Regions from separate parts of the Homo sapiens genome. Here region 1 is linked to region 2. Evidence: chromatin loops called from intact Hi-C (ENCODE). Cell type or tissue: tibial artery. All regions are shown on one strand. Links, peaks and the distances in the headings refer to the core of each region. The heading gives the core; the rest is flanking DNA.

Evidence for each region. Peaks named below come from ENCODE experiments on the same cell type or tissue, not always from the same donor. Only the 100,000 strongest peaks of a DNase experiment are listed, where the experiment ranks them.
Region 1: it touches region 2 in a loop (1.9-fold over the local background); 4 of 110 quality-filtered maps call a loop at or near these places.

What each region holds. Positions count from the first base shown.
Region 1 is chr5:158,879,415-158,890,181 of GRCh38, forward strand. All of the region lies in intron 6 of EBF1 (EBF transcription factor 1), which reads right to left. Among named protein-coding and RNA genes, the nearest start is that of EBF1, 220 kb to the right of the region's middle. RefSeq lists an enhancer at 2,008-2,187. In tibial artery, for the core only: no CTCF peak of the experiment used is centred there; no DNase peak of the experiment used is centred there; H3K27ac peaks cover 2,837 bases.
Region 2 is chr5:158,969,798-158,980,564 of GRCh38, forward strand. All of the region lies in intron 6 of EBF1 (EBF transcription factor 1), which reads right to left. Among named protein-coding and RNA genes, the nearest start is that of EBF1, 120 kb to the right of the region's middle. RefSeq lists an enhancer at 6,229-6,746. In tibial artery, for the core only: no CTCF peak of the experiment used is centred there; no DNase peak of the experiment used is centred there; H3K27ac peaks cover 4,344 bases.

The DNA of each region.
Region 1 (10,767 bases), core at 1,301-9,300, 90 kb before region 2:
TTCTACCTGAAAGATAATGAATGTGAGAAAAGAAAGGCACAGAGCAAATATTACAGAACCTCACAGGAAGAAGTTATATAGAAAAGAGCATTGTGTGGAAGGCAATGCTGAGAAGAATAAAATCATGTTGAAAAGTTGTAGGCATTGATAGACATTTGGGATGGTTCCAAGTCTTTGCTATTGTGAATAGTGCCGCAATAAACATATGTGTGCATGTCAGCACACCAACATGGCACATGTATACATATGTAAGAAATCTGCACATTGTGCACATGTACCCTAGAACTTAAAGTATAATAATAATAATAAAAAGAAAAGTTGTAGGCAATTTGAGTTTATTAGAGGAGAAAAGAAACGGACAGGAGGGCACCCCAGCCCTGGAGTAGCCCCGATTTTGAATCTGTGTAGTGAATATTAATCGCTCCTATGGTTGAAATACTTGAGAGCAGAGATTGGGCCACACGCCTTTCTGTGTCTGTCTCTCTCTCTCCCGAACCAGGCTTTCTGGAACATCAGGGCAGGAAGGGTGTTTAGAGATCGCCTGGTACAATCACCTCATTTTACACACACAGAGATGGAAGTGCAGATGGGTTAAAGGACTAGCCCCAAATCACACAACTAATTAATGGCAAGAAGCCCAGCCAGCACAAGAAAACAGGCTATTGACTTTTTGCCTTGTGCACTTCGCAAATCGCCCCACGGCCTCTTTTGGGAGGCTCTTGATAAACACTCACAAAGCGCTGTCAAACTCTGGGTGCTCTGAGAAAGGGAGGATGAGAAGATCCCACAAGTTTCCCACACTCAGCCCCCCGTCTCATGCAGATACTCCATCATGCTTCCTCCACCATCCGTGACTTGCTCACAAGGGTTATAAACTTGATAACCTGAGAAACCGCAGCTTTAGAAAAATGGATAAAGATACCATGAGAGAGCTCAACATTAATGACTTTTAAATAAGGGTCAGTTGGAAATGCGGAAGAAAGAAAATTTCGAAAAATTTATTCTCAATCTGGCCATAAAGATTATTAGGTAAGATGCACACTGTCTTATATACACGCTGGTACATTCCCACACTCCTCTGCCCAGCACGGCACTAAACATATGTACATATTTGTTCGATAGAATCCTTCAAAGTCCTCTCCCTTAGAGTCATTTGCAGATATTTCTCAAACATGATGCAGATCAAAATGCAATATACAAAGTCAGGTAATGTCCCCAGCATCAAATTAAAATAGCTAACCGGCCAACAGATGGCAGCTGAAGCAAATCGCTTGCCGATTTAAATAAGAACGGTGTTCGGTTCAGTTGTGCACATTTTTCTAGACAGAAGTTGACTGCTAAATGAAATCAACTTCAGAGCCCAGTTGTTTGTAGTGTGAAGGGGAAATTACAAAAAACAAAAATGCCTTCTTTGTTCCTGGAACCCGGGGTGATTCACAAGCACGGACATCCCCTGGTCTTCTGATTTTAAATCACTAAGGTGGAAATGTCATTCACCCAGGAGGTTATTGATTAAAATAAAGAGCAGGAATGTTTTCTGCATGAACCTCACTTCTGCTGGCAATGTTACATCACTTACAGACTGCAAAGAAGAAGAAGAGGGGAAAAAAAAACACAGTAAAGAGAGGAAGGTTCAGAACAGTCACAGACTGGGAATAAATAACACAAAGAAACTCTGGGGCCTGAGGACAGAAGCAGAGGTTGGCATTATTTTACATTAGAAACACTTCGTATTCAAAACGGTAATTGATAGCAGAGAAGTGTTGGGGGAAAGAGCCACTCGCGTTCAGGCAGGCTGCCCTGCCAATCAAACTCAACCTTTCTTTGAATGAATAAAAGCTTCATTGCCCTATTATGCTGATACAGTCAGACAGGACTAAAGTAGCCTGTTTGTCAAGTTTATGTGAACTGCCCCAAGCTACTTAGATTCTGACGCTTAAATAATCCCCTCAAAATCACCCGTGATTCTGGATACAGTTCTCTTTTTTAGCAACGCAGTGTAAATTTTACCCTGGACTTGCCTGCCCCTGGCTACAGATGGGCAAGAGGGGGCCATACCTCCTCCTCTGTGTTAGTACAAGGAGGGCATTTGGCTGTCTTTTGTTTACGATCTGCTGCGGTGCTGAAGTGCTCTGCACACAGGTCTGTATGTGCTGCGGGCTGTCTGAAGCCTGCAGACATTCACCAGATTCTATATTCCCAGCTCTATGGGAAGTCAGCATAGAGAAGTCTCCACATCACCTCTCTTGTCATCAGGGATATGGGCTAAATAGCACCAAACCTTGCTTGCAACCAAGTGATCAATGAAAACTGAAGAGCCTGGGGGATGTTTGCTTCCTTGGTCCCAATCCTTGTCTGCTTCCAGCAGCAAATCAGTGATTTGGGCTCAGGGAGGACTGGAAGGTTACACTGCACCCCAACCAGCAATGCAGGGATTCTCAGGAGTGACTTCAGGCCCTGGGGGCAGGAGGGGCTCAGAAGAGCTAAAAATGAATCTGTCCCCCACCTCCCTTCACAGGGCTATGTGTCTTTGACTTCCCTAGTTGCTTCTGCTTAAAAATACATGTGACGAAACTGCTTTGTATTTGCAAAGAAGGAGTTGTGGGTAACAATGAACATGCAATTGGGCTGGAAATAGATTTATCAGGCTTCAAGGATTATTGTTTGCTGAGAGATGGTACACACATTACTATTTCACAGTTCAGCTATGACATTATTAACCTACTGTGCAAGGATTTTATTGCCAGATTGGTCCATTTATCAAAAATAAGAGAAACTCAAAACCCCATAAGGAAGTTAACATTTCAAGCAGGCTTGGCTTTCACTTAACACCATTAATCTATCTATTTACACAAGAGCAAGAAATGTTCATTTAGTAACGTCTCTCCATTTGGTATAAAAGCAGCAAGTCGGTACTGGATGCAAGCATGCGAATGTCATGCTCATTGTCACAGGAAAAATGAGTGTTTTCTCCTTAAAATGAGTTGGCATCCCCAGAGCCTGCCACGTATTCTGGGCTGCAATATGCTAGATGCCAGGTACTCAACCAGCAAAGGGATAATCCAAGTCCTGGAACATTTACAGACCCAAGCTAGAAAGATAGGTGTTGGAGAAAGGTATACAGAAATTAGGAGACTTTCCTAATTATTTTGTGACAATACAAGATAAAAATATGCAAAGTTTCTCGAAGGAAAAATAACTGTGTCCAACCTTATCACAACAATGAGTCCTTAAAATAAAAAAGGATAGGAAAGTAATGGTCAACAACTCAGTAATTCCAAGATGCAAGTGATTTGGGACTGGAAAGATGGTAGTCTTTTAACATATCTTCTCCAATAGGAGGTTTCGATAGCACAGGGATATTCATGGAGCAATACATGTTGCTGTGTTACACACCATCGAGCACCTCGCACTGCAGGTGCACCCCAAGACGGTGCAGAGCCCCGCTGTTCATGTGTGAATCTGCATGACTGTGTTAGGAATTTATTTATCTGTGGGTAAAGACACAGGCCTTGAAAGAAAGAAAAAGGGGGTGAATCATTCCATTTCTATTTGTTAACCTCTCTTGTGTTTCTTCCTTCATTCCTCTTGTTTTACTATTTCTTTATGGAAGAGGAGACAATCCCCAAGCCCATAAAATGCCTGCAGCCATTTTGATCCTATCAGTCTTTTTTCTTCAAAATATGTATGTAATGTTAAAAAAAAAAGTGAAGGGAAGCTGTCACCAGAGAGAGGTACATTCATTTTTGAAATGTGTGTATCTGTGTCTGTGTGTATATACATGTATGCATAGATACAAATGTTTGTGTATATACACACATAATACACATAAAACATGAATGTCCCTTTTTCTGGCGACAGCTTTTCTTCACTTTACAGGAACATATATATACATACATACATGTGTATATATATACACACACATACATGCATGTATATATATATATACACATACATACATGTATATATATACATACATACATGTGTGTATATATATACATACATACGTATATATATATATACACATACACATATCAGTATAAAGAAACGCATACCCAGGTGATGCAGAGAGTTAATAACACATTCAGCATGCCCCACCGTGCACTCCCTACTAAAAGGCACTGTGCTCGCTTGAGTGCTAAGTGCTCCAGAGATGGTAGCCTTGAATCAGCACCAGGAACTATGCTGAGGATATTACAAACATTACCATCTCCAAGTCTCACAATCCTATGAGAGTAGTTAGCCCCGTTTTACAAGTAGGGAAGTTAAGGCTTTGGCAGGTTACGCAGCTTACTCAATTCACAGCTGATAAGCCACTGAGCCTGGGTTCCACCAGATGCCAAAGCCTGTGTGTCTCCTTCCCTACTGTTCAAAGCATTTTACTCTGGCACTGTGTGAAGAACCAAGGAAGATACGAAGATAAAAAAGCGGTCCTTGCCCTGGAGGAGCTCACAGTCTATTATAAGAGCCATATATACTACTAACAAGGCAGAAACTAACAAACCTCCCAGCACAGCAAAAAGTTAGGAAGCACATAGCAAACTCAGCACTGCCTTGGGAACCGAGATGTCTTCAGGGAAGCTGCGCACTCCAACACACACAGCAACTTTTCTCTAGTATGAACCTGTTACAGCAGGTACACAAACACCCTGCACCCTGTAAAGTTTCTGGCACAATACTATTATTTGCTAACATTTTTCTATCCTGACAGCTTAAGTCACTGTTGTCATATTTTCAGAGACTTATTTTGGTTCAAAGAACAGAATAGCTGCTGTGACACTAAATCAAGTGTCATCCATTTCAATTTGATCAGAATCATCTTAGCAAAATACAGTAAGTGAGGCATAGTGGAATAAATGAGGAGGTGAAAGTCAGAGAGATCTCGGTTTATTCCTGACTCTAACAAGTACTTGATTATACCCTCTTTTGTAGATGAGAAATATGAATCTAGGGAGTTCTGTGAACACTTTAATACACCTCTCAAATTCTTTTAATCTCACTTTTCTCATCTGTAAAATGAAAATAATACATTCAATAAGCATCTATTTAGCACTAATTACTTGCCAAGCACCATGCTCACTGCTGAAGACATAAAAATGAAAAAAGGTAGGCAAGGTAGCCCTCAGGACAGGGGAAAGTTGAAGAGACAGCTGGAATGCTGTGTGAGAGTGCTTTTAGGTGGAACACAGGGCACAACAGGAAGGTGCAAGAGACACACCCGACTCAGCCTTTGGGGGTATGTCAGAAAAATCATCATGACAGAGTTTAATCCTGAGTGCAATTCTGAAACAGCAGCAAGAACAATACTGATCATCATTATTATACTACTAATATTAAATTAATTGCTTACTCTATGATAGAAAATATCTTACATAATTTATGTCTCTTCATCCATTTGTGCTTATTGACAGGAAAAGTAGGTAGTATTATCCATAATTTAAAATGAGGAATTGAGACACAGAGAAATTAAAATTTACCCAAAGTCACCCAGCTACTGAGAGGGAGATCCAGGATTCAAATGCAGGTGGCCTAACTCTACATTCATACCCAGAGCTTCTGTGCTATTTGTCTCACAAATGGAGAGAAGGGGTGCTCCAGGCAGCAGATGCAGCATGTGCAAAAGCACACCTGCCTGAGGTTAAAGGCCCACTCCTGCAACTGCAGGGAGCTCAGTGTGGTAGGAGGCCAGGTCTATGACTGTTTGGGGATGCAGAGGAAGGAGACATAAGCCCAGGCTGACCACTGAAGACACAGGCAATTTGCTTATGCATCTAAAGTTCATCCAGATGACAATGGGAAGACATGGAAAAGTTTCAGCCAGAAGATGATGTTTTAGAAGCAGCCCTCTGGCTGTCACGTGGAAGACAAATTAAAACGGAGCCACATAAAAGGAAAGGGGAACAGTGAGAAGACAGTCACAGTTGTCAGAGTGGAAAATAAAGAGGACACGAGAAAGAGAAGTGGACGCAGGCAAGAAATGTTAAGTCAGTAATGCGGTCAGGAGTTAATGACAGACTAAATAAGGGTGACACCCTTGCTTTGGGCTGATGGAGCTGCCTGGGTGGTGGTACTATTGGTTCAGTGATATTCAGAGGATCAGTTAATCATGCACACATTGCAGGGGTATTACAAGGAGCAGAAGCAACCCACACAATCATCATCATATCATCAGAGTTTATTGAGCACCTGCTATGGGCCAGGCACTCCACTACCACTTTGTCCACCTCTGCTCATCAAATCCTCAACAATGACTCTGCAGGAAAGATACTGGCTCCATTACAGATATGGAAACAAGGTCCACAATGTCTGGGCAAGTCATTTAAATGTCATCCTACCAAGTGTCAGAATTAGGACTCAAACCTGGGTCTGCCAAGCACCGAAGGCTATGTCAACCATTATTCTCTGCCATGATGTTCTCTGTTGTTTTCAGTTTTCTCTTCCTAGCATAGAAAAATGTCAGAAAATATGTGATCAAATGTAGCAGGTATATTCTGCAAAGTACCTGTTGAAATTGCTTCTCTGCCTCTGCCCTCCCTACAACTTCCCCCAAGTCTCACTCCAAGTACAGTTTGAAGGAGGTTGTTCTAAGGCAGGAGGAGGAAAGGAGCCTGGCCTTGCTGGCAGTGCTGGGTGTGAATGGGAAGGTGTGCCACTCCCTTTGCCCAACTCTTCTGTCCTAATCCTTAGAGGAATCCATCAATTCCTACCTTCCAGATTATCTACAAGGATACAGCTATTGTCTATGCAGCCTGTTAGAAGCAAAGTCATAATTCAAGGCATGCCTGTCATCAAAATGTTGCATTGGAAAAGCTGTGTGGACCAGTGGCTAAACCACAAGTTTTACAAACCCAACAGACGCTCCTTGCATTGGCAAATCAAAAGCTGGTCTGAAGCCAGATGCTCAGTGTCTTCCAGCAATCCTCATCAATAACTGACACATTCCATGCTATTTCTGAAGTATAACATTCCAAGTTAGATAGATAGGCATTTGCTCTGCACTGGTGTTTTCGAGTCCAAAGGATTCACAAATACATTCTTTAGATTAAAGCATTTCTGTACAGATTTGGGGGTAAAAGAGGGTTTTCACCGCATGGAACTCCAATCCCAAACCCTCTGTCTATCTTAAACTAATATAAAGTAAGTCATGTTTCTGTTTCTCTTTCAAAGATTTACTTCTAGCCAGATATTTACATAAGGTAATGCTGCCTACATACTAGGAGATTAACAACATGTACAGCCAGTTTGAGAAAATGCATACTTATTTTAAATTCAAAACACAGATGGGATGATTATTTTCTTTACAAAAGGAGACTTAGGCTGGGCATGGTGGCTCATGCCTGTAATCCCAGCACTTAGGGAGGCCAAGGCAGGCAGACCACCTGAGGTCAGGAGTTCGAGACCAGCTTGGCCAACACGGTCTCTACTACAAATACAAAAACTAGTTGGGTGTGGCGGCGGGCACGTGTAATCCCAGCTACTCAGGAAGCTGAGGCAGGAGAATTGCTTGAACCCAGGAGGTGGAGGTTGCAATGAGCCGAGATCGTGCCATTGCACTCCAGCCTGGGCAACAAGAGAGAAACTCCATCTCAAAAAAAAAGAGAGACTTTATATTAACAGAAGAGGACACCACAGATGTAGAAACCTAGATTCTTCAAAGGCCCCAGTTTCAAATATTCAGTCTTTTTTGGGCACACCAATTGGCAAAAACAAATTGGTACTTAACATTTCTTTTCAATGACTCAGCAAATGAATGGCTTCTGTTCTGTTGTCGTAACTTTTTTAGACATATAGGACCATATGTCTCTATTTTCATTCGAAAAATATGGCCAATAAAACCTAACAGGTACAGAGACATCTGCTGAATTATAACAGCCAAGCCGAAGATACATCTTTTCCTTGTCAATAACTTAGAAATTCTTTGATCCTAAAAATAAACCACAAAGTTTACCATCAACCACCCTAGATTTTAAAAATTGGCTTCAATGTATACGTCCTTTCTTCAGAAACAGCCATTGTAGAAAACAACTGTAATGTTGTTGCAAAATTCTTGGGCCTAGAATTAGTGAGCTTCACGCTAAGGCTCATCTCTGAGATGTCCTGTTTCTCAGAAGCAGTTTTAACTAAATTTCATATTTAATAAATATTAATAATACATACTATTAAATAAAATGTATACATTTTGCCAGACAATTCTTAAGAAAAGCATATGGGCAAGGTACCATTGTGAATGACAACCTTCACGGTCAGGTTCCACCTGCATCCTCAACAAGCTTCTCTGTGATTGGAAGCGTCTTTTATACTCCTCTATTTATTTTCACTTTAACCCAGTATTCTAGAAGTGATTTCTACTCCATTTTCTATTGCCCAGTAAGATTCACTTCAGTGGGAGACTGGGTTATGAAAAAATATATTTAAAGCATTCATGTTTATGATTCAAAGAGTGGGGGGAAAAGCCTTACCTTGAGCTCTGAAAAGTTTGCCAACACATTTCCAGGGTTTAAGGTGAAGAATGATTTCTGTTTTGCCTCAATATGAATTGCAAAATTCAAATGATTAACCTCACCATGGGGCTCTCTGTTTCCAGGGCAAACAGGAGAAAGGACTGTTTCTCTGCTTAAACCTCTAAATCAGTCTGCTTGGAGTAAAGCTGGCAGGTGAGGGCTCGGCAGAAGTCACATCCTTTTCTCATCAAAACCTTACAAATTATTTATTTGATTAGGAAAGAGACGCCACAAAAGGCAACATATATTGACAGTTACCACCACTAAGTTCTTTTTCCGTTTTTCCTAGTTGGTGAAGAAATGAAAGAGCCTCTTAAAATTCACTCCTCATTTTTTATTCGTGTGTGTGTGTGTGCGTGCGTGTGTGTGTGTTTGTTGTGTGTATATTGTGGAATCAATGTCTGACTTAATATCAAAATACCAGAAAGAATACTGACTATGGCTAGCATGTATTATGGCTAATAAAATGTAACTGGGCCAAATTGTTCTCAGAGAAAGTTGTGTACATTCATTCCTAAGAGGCAAGAATGTGAACCTAGTATAGAGTCATAAAAGTAATAAATCTACATAGCTACAGAAAGCTTTCACAGCCAATGTGCTAAATTTGTTCAGTGAGTTGTCAAGAAAACATTTTCTATGACTATATCTTTTCAATTTAAAATAAATACCTCCACCAGATCCCAGTAAAAATTGACAAATTATATTAAAGACCATGGAACTGGTACTGATACATTTTGAATAGAGGAGAAGTCTGCAGTGGGAAAAACAATAACCAAAAAGGTTTAATTTGTGTCTCGATATGAATTTACTCCTTCATATCTCCACTACTGCCCTATCATCCCTCCCATAATGCAATTCTCCTCCAGCCTCTGCCACTCCAGGAACACTCACCACCATCTCCATCTATTAACCTAGGGTTCTCTTCCTCCTTCTTCCTCTTCATCTTCCCACCAGATTTTCCTCCTGCTATCTTCCCTGTCATAGATGTGTCCTCTCCCAATCAACACAAGCAGAATTTTCTTCCCTTTACTTCTCCCACCAATATGTTGAATAATTCTCTTCCTTTCCTGCTCCCATCCCATCCATGTATTTAGGTATTAAGTTCCCACTGATTACTTTAGGGTTTTTTCCCCACATATGTTCCCCACTGAGAAAGACTTGTAACACTTGTAACACTACCAAAACTACCCTGATTTCCCACAACTTCAAACTCCACCATTTAGAAAGTGGCCAGGATTCTATAATGCTAATTTAAACACCTAATACTGTATGCCTGGCCTATGGTAAGCATTCAACAAGTACTTGTGGAATAAACCACATCTAAATCAATAGATGGGGATGGCAAGTGGTGAGGATGGGGAGACAGTACTTGCAAGTGGGATATGGCAAGAAGGACCCTGGAAAATTCTGCTGAGGACAGTATTTAGCCAGCTTTTCAGTTGGAGCAGCTAAAGGATCCACTTTGTCATTCTACTTAGGTTTCTTGAGGTTAAAATTTTAAAAATAAATTTGTACAAGTCCTAGCAATTCCTCTACTGCTTAATGTTATATACAGGAAAAATTAAGGAAAAAAACCTCAATGATGGCAAAGCTGAGCAGAAAGCTTGAGAATAAGTACATCTAAGTTATTTATGATGCTGAGCTACGAGAATGGGATTCTAGCCTCTGTTATCCCTAATTCATTAGTGAAACTGGACAACTAAAGGTTTCTAGAATCTAGAGCAGAAAAGCTTCACAAATTATTTGCTCAGATGTTCCATTTTACAGATTAGACCCAGAGGGATTAAGGGAATATGTGTGAAGTCATGGAATGAGCTACCAGCAGAGTCAAAGCCAACATCTAGGTCTTCTCTACTCCTCTTCTGCAGTTGGTCCTCCTTATCTATGGGGTTTCACATCCACAGATTCAACCAACCACAAATCAAAGATATTCAAACAATAAACAATGATACGAAAATAAAATAAATGTTTAAAAATACAGTATGGCAACAATTCACATAGCATTTACATTGATTTGGGTATTTTAAGTAATATAGAGATTAAAGTATACGGGAGAATATGCCTAGGTTATATGCAAATATTATGACATTTTATATAAAGGATTTGAGCATCTGCAGATTTTGTTATCCAAGGGGGCATGCTGGATCCAATCCCCCACAGATACGGAAGGACAACTATAATAATATCCTCCTGTCTAATCCCCTAGGTTGTTGTGAGAATGCGTAAAATGAAAATATATATGCTAGATATAAAAAAATTGTGCAAA
Region 2 (10,767 bases), core at 1,003-9,002:
GAGAGAGAGAGAAAGAAAGGAAAGAAAGACAGAAAAGAAAGAAAGAGAAAGAAAGAAAGAAAGAAAGAAAGAAAGAAAGAAAGAAAGAAAGAAAGAAAGAAAGAAAGAAAGAAAGAAAGAAAAAAAAAAAAAAGGCTGCTGGAAGTTTTGCAAACTTCAAATGCCTACAATGAAAATTGGAAACACACCCCAAACAAAAGAAATCTGCCCCTTTTTAGGCACATGAAAAATGACAAACCTAACCCGTACTACAGCCAGGGATCAGATTTTTTAATATCACCTAACACTGAGACTTTTTTTGCTCTCAATTTGGTCAAGTTCCACTAATGAATCTTATAAAATATTTTATCTGCCTATTCCATGCCCACAAACCACTCACAGGAGACTTGGAAATCATCATTTCTTCCAGAGTGCAGATATCAGTTGGGCCATATGCAACAACGGTCTGTTTATTTTTCCCATAAACCACCGGTTTCATAGAAACTCATTAGCATCACCTGTGTTAATTACACTAGCAAACCAATCAACAGCTCCTTCTTAATTAGGTTTTCTTTATTAAAGCCGGAAATTGCCAAGGAGACAAAAGTCACCTGGGGAAATCATGTGAAAAGGAGTGTTTATGCCAAATTACACACTAAAATAATAATAAAATAACCCAGTTTGTTTACAGGAAAAGGAAACAATATTAATATTCAAGGTCACTGGCACACTCCTTATTAATTATTCTCATTATATTACATTGTGATCATTTCTGCTTCAAGAGGGTTGGCTTATAGAAAGCCTTTGTACTCAAAGTTGACTCACATCAGATTTTAATGGCTGCGGTCAGCGATTATGACTTTCTTATTCCATAAACACAAGCACCTACGGGTTAAAGCAGTTAAGACTAATTTCATGAGCTCATGTCCCAACTGTAACTCAAAATCCTGTATGTCTGTTAGTAAACCTAGAAAGGCATATAAAAATCTACTATAAAAGGAAAAGATACACATGTGACTCTTGGAATTTGTAATTCTCCTAAAAGAGAAAGGAAAAAAGACTTCCAACCATATTCCTCTCACTTCCAAGTGCCTTTCAGCTGTAGGGAGGAGGAGTCATAGCACTGAGACCACAAAAGTAGCTTTTAGAAGGAGATTCTTTCTCCAAGTTTAGCCTTACAGGGAGGTTCCCCTGGGACATTTAAACCAAGACTGGTCAAAGCACTAGAAAGTAGATTGCAGGAGCTTCTGGTAGCATGGAGGTGAAGAGGGAGGGGCAATACCGGGTAACCTATTAGGCCTTTTCATCTTCAATTTACTATAATGCTAAGTACATTTATCATGGACTCAAAATCTATCTTCGGAATAATGAAATCTGGGCACGCCCATCTGTAAAGTGGGGATAACAATGCTTAACCTGATTCTTGCAAGAAGAATGAGTTCATATTTAGAAAGCACGTGGATGATGAAAGTCACAGAGCGAGCGAGCATTGATCTGATTTCCATGGGTCTCGGAAAATAGCCTGTCCAGGGAGGCCCATGAATTCCGGCACTGTGTGGCCAGCCCAGTGAGTGATGGTAAAAAGTCAACTAGACTTGGAAGCTGGACCTTGAAGAAAAGCAAATGGGGACTTTAAACAGGCAAACATAAACGAAATAACTTCCCGGCATCAAGGCCCTGGACCCAGCAGTACAGGCTGTCAGGGGACTGCCTTCTTGGAGTCGTGGTTGCTTTTGCTTCGGTTGCAGGACACCTCCCGCCCAGGTCAAGGCTGAAGAGGTTCCATGACTTTTCACTAAAAATCAGAGTGTTTGCCCCAAGATACTGAGAACCTCTGTTTTCTAGAATAAATGCCATAGGAGGAAATTGTCAAGGAGATGACCAAAAGACCACAGGAAAAACATCACAAGCAGTCCCAAAGCATGAAGAGGTCTAAATATAAGAAGATTTTTACTGTGGCCTCTAAAAAGCCCACAGAACCAACACGCCCATCCAGCACTGTCTTCAAGAGCTAAGCCTAGGGAGTGCTCTCCCTCACCTCCACCCTGGAAAAGTGCCGAGGACCTAAAGTCCATAACATTGAAATTGCTTCTTAGTGTTCAGAGATTAATATTAAAGATTCATACCAAAGACTATAGCCCTAATGCTAGAAAGGGAACCAGAAGAAGGACACTCATGTATGGGTAACAAAGCATTTGAATGTGAATAATAAACTATTTCTTCCTCTTCATCATTTTGCAAATTGCCACAATGAATTTTAACCTTCCTTTTGGAGAACACACTGGGTTCTCTAGAGAATGAAACTTCAGCTTACACAAAAGCCAAGGTGTCCGTGCTGATTGTCCATGAAGGGCTGATGACCTTTGTGGGAAGGTGCTCATCCTGACAGGCCATTGTCTTTCCTGCCCACCTCAATCTGTGTCCCCAGCTGCTCTTTTTCCCTCCCTGCTCTTCCATCTACCCAGCTGGATGCCCTGTCACTCAGCCCTCAGCTGACTTTATTTCAGTCACCTGCCCATATTACCCACGTACTGTCTCGTATATTTAGGTACACAGTTGTCACATAAACATAGATGGTTTCGTGGAAACTGAGTTTGCAATACGGTTGTCAAAGCGGATAGATGTTTAATAAGTACAATGGATCTGTTCCCAAAATGCATCTTTATGAATCATGATCGGCTTAGCCATCCTGTTAGTGGAACTGACCCAGAAGCCATTCTAAAAACATCAAATCACTAGTTGTAGTGGTCTTAAGGTTTCACTCAGGAAATGTCAGATGACCTGGAATACCCAAAGCCTGTTGTTGGAAACGCTTCCCTTTAGTTTAAGGCTTCTTGGCTTAACGCTAATGACTAGGTGGATATCTTCTTCATTGCTTGGAAACCTTCTTCTCATCTATTTGTCCTCCACTTTCGATGGCTTCCGATCTCACTCAGAGTAAAAGCCCAGGACCTCCATAGCGCCCACGGGGCCCAAGAAATGGCCCCAGGATGCCTTGGGCAGCGCCACCTGCTACTTTCTTGCATGCACGTTCTGCTCCTCCCCACTGGCCTCCATAGCCTTCCTCAAACCTGTCAGGCACACTCCCTGCAGGGCCTCACACTGCCTTTCCTGCCCTGTGTTTGCTTCCCCTAGCTATCCGCAAGGCTCTGTCCCTCTGCTCCTTCAGGTCTTGGCTCAAAAGCCAACCTATCAGTGAGGCTTTTTCTAGTTACTGTATTTAAAATGACAACTTCAGCCCCTCCCCAAATATTTCTTCACCCTATTTCCCAAACTATTTTCCTTGCAGAATTCATCACCATTTGACGTACTGGATATTTTACTGGTTTGTGTGTTGATTGTCTGTCTCCCTGCCCTAGAACGTAAGCTCCATGAGGGCAGGGATTTTTTCACTCTTTTATTTGTGCTAATCCCCATTGCTAAGATCAGTGCCTGGATCTTGAAAGGTACTCAGTAAATACTTGTTGAAAGAAGGGAAGGGGAGGAGAGGGAAGGATATTTCCACCCTCTTGATGCACCTTTTTATTTCTCCTCTTTCTAGCCTTTTCTCTCTTCATCCCCTATTTCCCTCTCTAGAACATTCTTCACACTCTCCTACCCCAATCCCACCCCTTCACCTACATGACTTCCATTCTTCTTTCACCACTTTCTCAGAGGTTTCCCTCACCTTCCTAACCAGCTCAAACCAACACACACACACACACACACACCTGCTGCCTTCATTAGATAGGACCAGCAAATCACCCAGATATTTGGCGTCCTCCCTTTTGTAAACTTATCACATTACAGATTTCACATTCAGGTGTGTGAATTTTAAATTTAATGTCTGAGCTCCAGAACCCCCAATCTCAGTAACTATAAGTTCCATGGGAGCAGGACCCTATTATCATTATACCCCCAAGTAACTAGCACACAGAAGGCATGCAATAAATATTTCTTGGTTGAATGAGGCAAACATTTATCTTCCGTGGTAAAAATTAATTCATATTCTATTCTTAGCTAAATGTCCCATAAAATCCTCAATAATTCCTAGTAGTAGTAGTGGTAGTAGCAGCTGTGGTCATTGTCATTGTTGTTATCACCTGCATGCCATCTTCTGGTTCTCACCACCTCTCCCCACCTGGGCCAGCTCCCTCAGTCTTTTGCCACCACCTTGTACCCTGAGGAAATGCACAGACACCTAGATCTTATGAACAGCAGTTCCGTTCTTATTCCTAAATCATTTTGCTGGTGTTTCGATTCATTCATGCCTCCATTGTAGATTTGCCACAGTGAACGTGTTTGTAGGTCTGCATGCTCCCCAAGGGCATAGATGCAGCTCATCCTCTTAATATCTCTAATTCCTAGCACAATGATACAGTCAGTACGTTTGAATAAACCAACAAGTAGTTGCCCTATTCAGACTGATTTCTAGCCCTCCATGATTGGATGGCAACCTGTGGTTCAGAGAACCCAATATAATCAGAGCCTTCTCTTTTTAAAAACTTCAGGCTTGAGGCAGAAAGTCTGGAAAATTACCTAAACCTTTGGTAACCTATGTTCACAGCCTCAAGGAAGGTAGCCAGTGTTTCTGAGCTTTCAATCCTGAAATTTCTCAGTTGCCACTTGAGAGGCATTGCAAAAATCCTCAACTCTGAACTGTCTCACTTGGATGATCTGTCTAAATTTCAATTGTTTTGCATAATTTCTTCAAGTTTATTGGTGAGAAAAAAATCCTCATTGGAAACATACACGGCTTCGAGATGGAGTTTTCTTTTTGTAGACAATTTCTTGAATACACACACACATTATCTCCCTGATAGGCAATAATGGCTCTTTAAGGCGCTGTCATGATCAATCGTAAAAATACATATTTAGAACATTTTTTAAAATGTGTGTATTATAAAAATGTTTTAAAATGAAAACTATTTACCCAAAAGACTATAATGGTTCCAAAGAGTATTTTGTAAATCCATATTTGAGACTTTAAGGAGAAAAAACAGCAACAATTTCTGACCTGGGAGATTATAAAGACTTCACTGAAGCTATTAACATTTATTGTCTTTCAAAAGCTAAAAACGTTGCTGGGGACATGCTTGCAGGTTGAAGAAAAAACACAGCCCATCTTCTAACAAAGGGTCTTCGATGCACCTCTCTGTCCTGCCCCAAAGGCTGACAGACACCAGTCCATTATACTAACTAATGGCACACTTAGAAGAAAATGCCATCCAGAGATGTTAGCCCAGGGACCTTGACTAATGGGTACTGTCTAATGTTCAAAGACCCCATCAGCTCTGGTCACTGATGAGACATTCTAAGAGTAGTGCATTAAGAACCTTGGTAGAGAAAGTCACTGTGGGAAATCTGATAGGATAAATTGAATATTTGAGGGGAAAACCCTCTTTATCCCTTTTGTCCCAAGCCTGATTCAGGAAAAAAGAAATGATTAATGATCTCACATTAAAACCCAGTCTCCTACACCTCCTGTATCTCTTTCCATAGTCCTGACCCCACTCCCCCCAAAAAATATTTGAATAAGACCCCTGAGTCCTAATACTTAGTACATACCGTATGCTGTGTTTACTGAGACAAGAAAACAAAAGACTTTCTGGTTCACAGGGAAAAAATCCAGGTCTGTTGAATAGCAGAAAAATAGATCAGATCAGTGCTAAAGTTGTGAATGCTGTGTGGTGTCTTCATATATTTTCCAACTTTTTTAAACGAAAGAGTTTTTGGTGTTGTAAGGAAAAAAGGAGTTGGGAGTGAAATGAAAGACAGAGAGAGGCAGGAAAAAAAGAGTGAGAGTGAAAGGAAGAAAAGAAAAGAAAAAGAAAGGCTGAAAGATTTCAGGCATCTGTAATATTATATGCTAAGTGCTGGCCTGAAGCAAAATGTCACAAGCAACCTACAAATGGAAGTTTAAAATGGAAAGAGGGAGAAACTTATCCACAGCCACATGAGAAACACTGTTGGACATAAACAACTGGGGGGTCAGAGCTGGAAGGGGCTCACATTGACACATTTTTCACATTTTTATATTGTAGAATTCACAAATCTCTACTTGGCTTCCTCAAAAACTTTACCTGTTGGGACCGAATGACCAGCTGGGTTTGATTAGGACAGCAAGCACGCCCCCATCCTCTCATTGGAGATCTGGGATGATTGGACTCAGCTTTACACCAAAGGAAGTTAAGTCCCTAATAGTTAATGAAACGAGGTGATTTCCTTTCTTGCACCTGAAATAACCTGCCTCCCAGAGCCTGTCCAATAGACTGTCTCCAAAAGCAAATAGATCCAGCAAAGAGTACCTTCAAAGCCAAGCTTTCATTTATTGTCAAGACAGAATGAAATTGGTCCTTTTTATGTAACACATGAGTTAGGCTGACCTAGCCATTCATACATAGCAAAGTAGTGATTCATTGTGTTGGCTTTTTTCCCCTCTCCTGTAATGTTACAAAAAGAATCTAAATAACTCAAGGGCTCCCAAGCCTCTTGATGAGAGTACTTAGCTCACATCAATGGTAATGGGACTTAAACCTAGGCATTTTAGGCAGAATGGATTTCTTTGTTGGGTACTTTTCCTCCTCCCCTCAACCCCCCTCCAGCTTGATTTCACACCAGTTATGTGTGCAAACCCACAATAAATCACTAGGAATGTAAAATACACTACACTTCCCCACCCCCACCCCCAAGTTGGCCTAGGTCATTTATCATTCTGTGGATTTCAAAAAGATGGTAGTGTTTTTATTGCAAAGGCCTTGTCATTACAGAAACTAGAAAAGAAAGTATTGATCACAATTAGATCATATATTAGCAGCCCTGATGCTGGGACTGCTAAGGATTTCAACCTAGATCATTCTGCCCTCTGTTAAAATTCTGGACAGCAATTTCTTTTATGTTAGAATAACTAGTATAAACCCATAAAATGTAACCTAAAAATGTAATTATAATTGCCATGCCAAAAGCAAGCCAGTCAATATCTTTGAGATTCTAATAGTTTCAAGCACTATTACCTTAACGGTCTCACATCACAGTACTGATTAAAGAAACATTTTGTATTTTTATCTGTATGGAATGGCCAGTGTAATCACTGAGGCATAGAGAGCTAAAATATTTATTAGTGAGTATACATCTTGGTTCAGGCAGTGAATGTCAATTTAGGGTGGAAAGTTACAGCAGAGCTCTCAGTTCAATTCATTTTCAGGTTCTTCTACTGCTCCTGGGGTAGTCATCCCATGCACAGAAGGAAATCTCAGAATCTGCCCCTACACCCAAATGAACTCCTCCTGCAGATTTTCCAGTAAGAAGCTCTTGTTGGGAAATTTCAAACTGGTCTTAAATGGACAGCGACTATCATGGAACCAGAGTGAACCAACACACCTGAAAGGAGGCAGAGCTGAGTAGATGCAAACCACAAAGTGAGGCCCGCCTGACAGCCAGTTCCCCAATCCACCCTTCTTATCCCTCAAAACAGACAAGCAAGCAAAACTATTCATTTGAACCTTATTGATTTAAAAATAATGTAATCTAAAATACATTAATAAAAACCTATCATTCTCTCACAGAATACATAATCTATGATTTATAGCTTGGAAACTAAATACTAAACTCACAATTAGAAAGTACACGTAAAGGGTTTCTTTAAGTTAGACACTTAATACGGTTTCTTTCAACAAACTATGCAATCTCATGACATGGATTTGGAATGTAAGAAATATAAAAAGGTGTTTAAAAATGAACAGAATATTCCTGATCATTTCTCTGAGAATTAAAAATATACGTTCTCCCAATTAGTAGCACAGGAAGAAAATTTAGCATCCTATCAGTTCAGAAACATCAGCACAGTAGCCAAATAAAATTTCTACCATGGGATATGCACTATTAATTTCACAATTAAACTTATCTGTGTCATGTGCGTTTCCACAGCAAGATATGAAAGGGGTGGTTAAAAATCTGCTTCATTTAGGGAAATATACTCTGTGACTTAGTAAGAATGCCATGGCGCTGACCTCCCAGTGGGCTGCCTGGGAATGCATCCACTTTGACTTTTCACTGGTTCTTAAATAAACAGGGTACCAGGCCTCAACCCGCCCTGCCTTAGGAGGAGGGAGGAGAGAGAAAGAGACATACACACACACAAAGGCTAAAGGAAGGGAAAATGGGTGATTCTGACTCAAAAATTAAGTGAAAACGCCAACCCTGTCATCCCGGGATGGCCAGACAAAGGGAAGAGGCTGCCTCACACCCACACGGTCTACCCGTGGGTAAACTGGCATTTCTAATACTTTTCACCTAGTCTTGACTTGACAGATGCCTAACCTTAGCTACTGAGTGGAGACAGGCTGATGGGCCTTGGCCATACAGGGGGAAAATTTTTGATGCTTCTCACTTATGACATGATTGATTTTCTTTCAGCGGCCCTTCACTTTGGGAAGTGGCGAGGGCTGGCTCACTGCGCCCCGGTGCGCCCTGACCCCCGACATGCGGCCGCTGTGAGGCTGGAAACCGATGACGGCAGAAACCTAAAAAATCAATAGGCCCTGTCAGTCAGGGGCCAGGCGGATGTCTTTTAAAAACCCAATCACGACATGTATTTGCTGCATGGTGTGGAACTACTGCACACTTGAGAACACACTGAATTTCCCCCTTCCCTTATTTATTTATTTTTTTGGATCTGCTTTACACTTCATTTTGCCTCTTTTTAAGGTTGGAAGGGGCAGAAGCCTTAACCTTTAAGGCAGCAAGGGAAAGGGGCAAGCCATGTGGTAAGTTCTGTTCATGATTTTTACAGGAAAAATTCCCTGGAAACTATTTGAATAGTATGAAATAAATAGAGCACCTTGCCGCTGCCAACATAAACAGTGACATCATTTTTTTTTTTTTACATTATCTGGAAAGAATTTAGATATAAGACTTTTAAGTCTAAAAACATATGAGGGCAAAGCTGCTTAATAGGCTTGATTAAGGAAAGACTATTGTTTGATTTTTCTTTGGGGGTTTCTTGAAGGTAAAAGAATTGAAGATACACACACACACACACATACACACACACACACACACACACACACACACACACACACAGAGAGAGAGTCCACAGTTCTCTTTTGGGAAAGAACAAGCACTAGGAGAATCACTCAGTTTCCAAGCAGGGTCAGTGTAATATTCTCCATTCGGTGTAGAAGAAAAATCAAATATGCATCCTTTCTTTGAGAGACAGACAATGCAAAAGGTGGCATTTAGCTTCTTCCTGATCTGAGGTGGGAAGGATAAATATCAACTATGACAAGCCAAAAAGATAAGAGAAATACCATCAGCTGGAATGTTTCAGCATAAAGAAATCCACACTCACACAAAGAGAAAAAAGAAGAAAGTGAAAAAGGTTTGGAGACTATAGGAAAACAGAGAAGAATGCTATTAGAGACTATTAAAATGTATAAGATCTATATGAAAGTGGATGTCAGAATTTCTGCGACATGCTTTTCTCCTTTCTTTTCAGAGAAATAGATAGGTATATTACACATTATCTTAAAATTCACTTAAGGTAAATATCATACATTAAAAATAAAACAAATAAACAAAATCTGTGCCTGAATTCCCAAACTAAGCCCAATTAAAGGTTTCTTTATGGCTGTAAACCTGACAAGCTACAATTTCCCCCTGTTGCAGTGGGTGTGTGTGTTTTAATGTAATATTAATGAGCCAGGATGGAGGGTCATAAAAAGTGATAGGTTTTTGCGATGGTAAATTATAAATCGGTATTGATTTTTCCCGGCACTAATGCAGCCAGCTTATTGTAAGACACCACAGGCAAAGTGCACTTTATCAGATTAGACTGGGGCCGGTATCAAATATACATGAGAATAAGGATGCATTTGTGAGTTAGACTAGACTTTTCTTCCCTAACAATGCATGAAATTTTTAAGGAAAAAAAAAAAGCAGACAAGGATACTGGGAAATTCAACTTTTTTTTTCTTTTTCTAAAGCAAAAATTTCCAGAATTGTTGCTCTTGAGATAATTTGATTCAAAGTGAAGAGAAGGCAGTAATAACGCTAATCAAATTATAAATAGTTTTATTTAAGGCTGTTCTAAGTTTCTCTTATTCATTTGTACTTTAGGTTGGTGCCCAAAATGCAAAGGTCATTCTCTGGCCCCTTCCCTGCGTTCACTCTCTGCTTGCAGCATCATTGCTTTCCTCTACCCACAAGTCACTGGGAGTGTTTTGTTTTTTGTTTTTTGTTTGCAAATGACCGAGGTTCTTCTCCGTTGGTATTTTATAGTCAGAAGGACTTCATTAGGCAATTGAGTAGAGATGTTCAGCCATAGAGAGAAAAAGAGAAGGCAAAGAAAGAATAATAACAGGAGGAAGAAAAGAAAATGACTAGACCCCATTTCCTTCAACAAAGATATTATTATTTGTCCTCTCTCCAAACCTGGGTCAGCGTCTGACTCACTTCACGTCTCATATGTCAACAGAGAAGAAAGTCCTCACCCTGAACGTGTGCTTGCCTTTTGTTCTTTGGAGAGACTTCTCCAGCTTTGTTGGGAATGCTAGCAGCCCTGTTTCCAAACACTTCCCGATTTCTTCCTAATAACTGCTGGCACGCTCTCTATCAAAATCTGCCACTTTCCTCCCTGCACAAAAGCTGTGCTTCCACCACGTGATCGCAAGCCGTGCCCAGCTCTGAGGCCAGATCCGCAGCCAAGACTCCTCTCTCTGTCTCCATGGCGTGAACAGGAATTGGAAACCAGCACACTCAACCCCAATATAGTCTTTTTTTAAGAAGTCGAGAGAACATGTGTTTATTGAC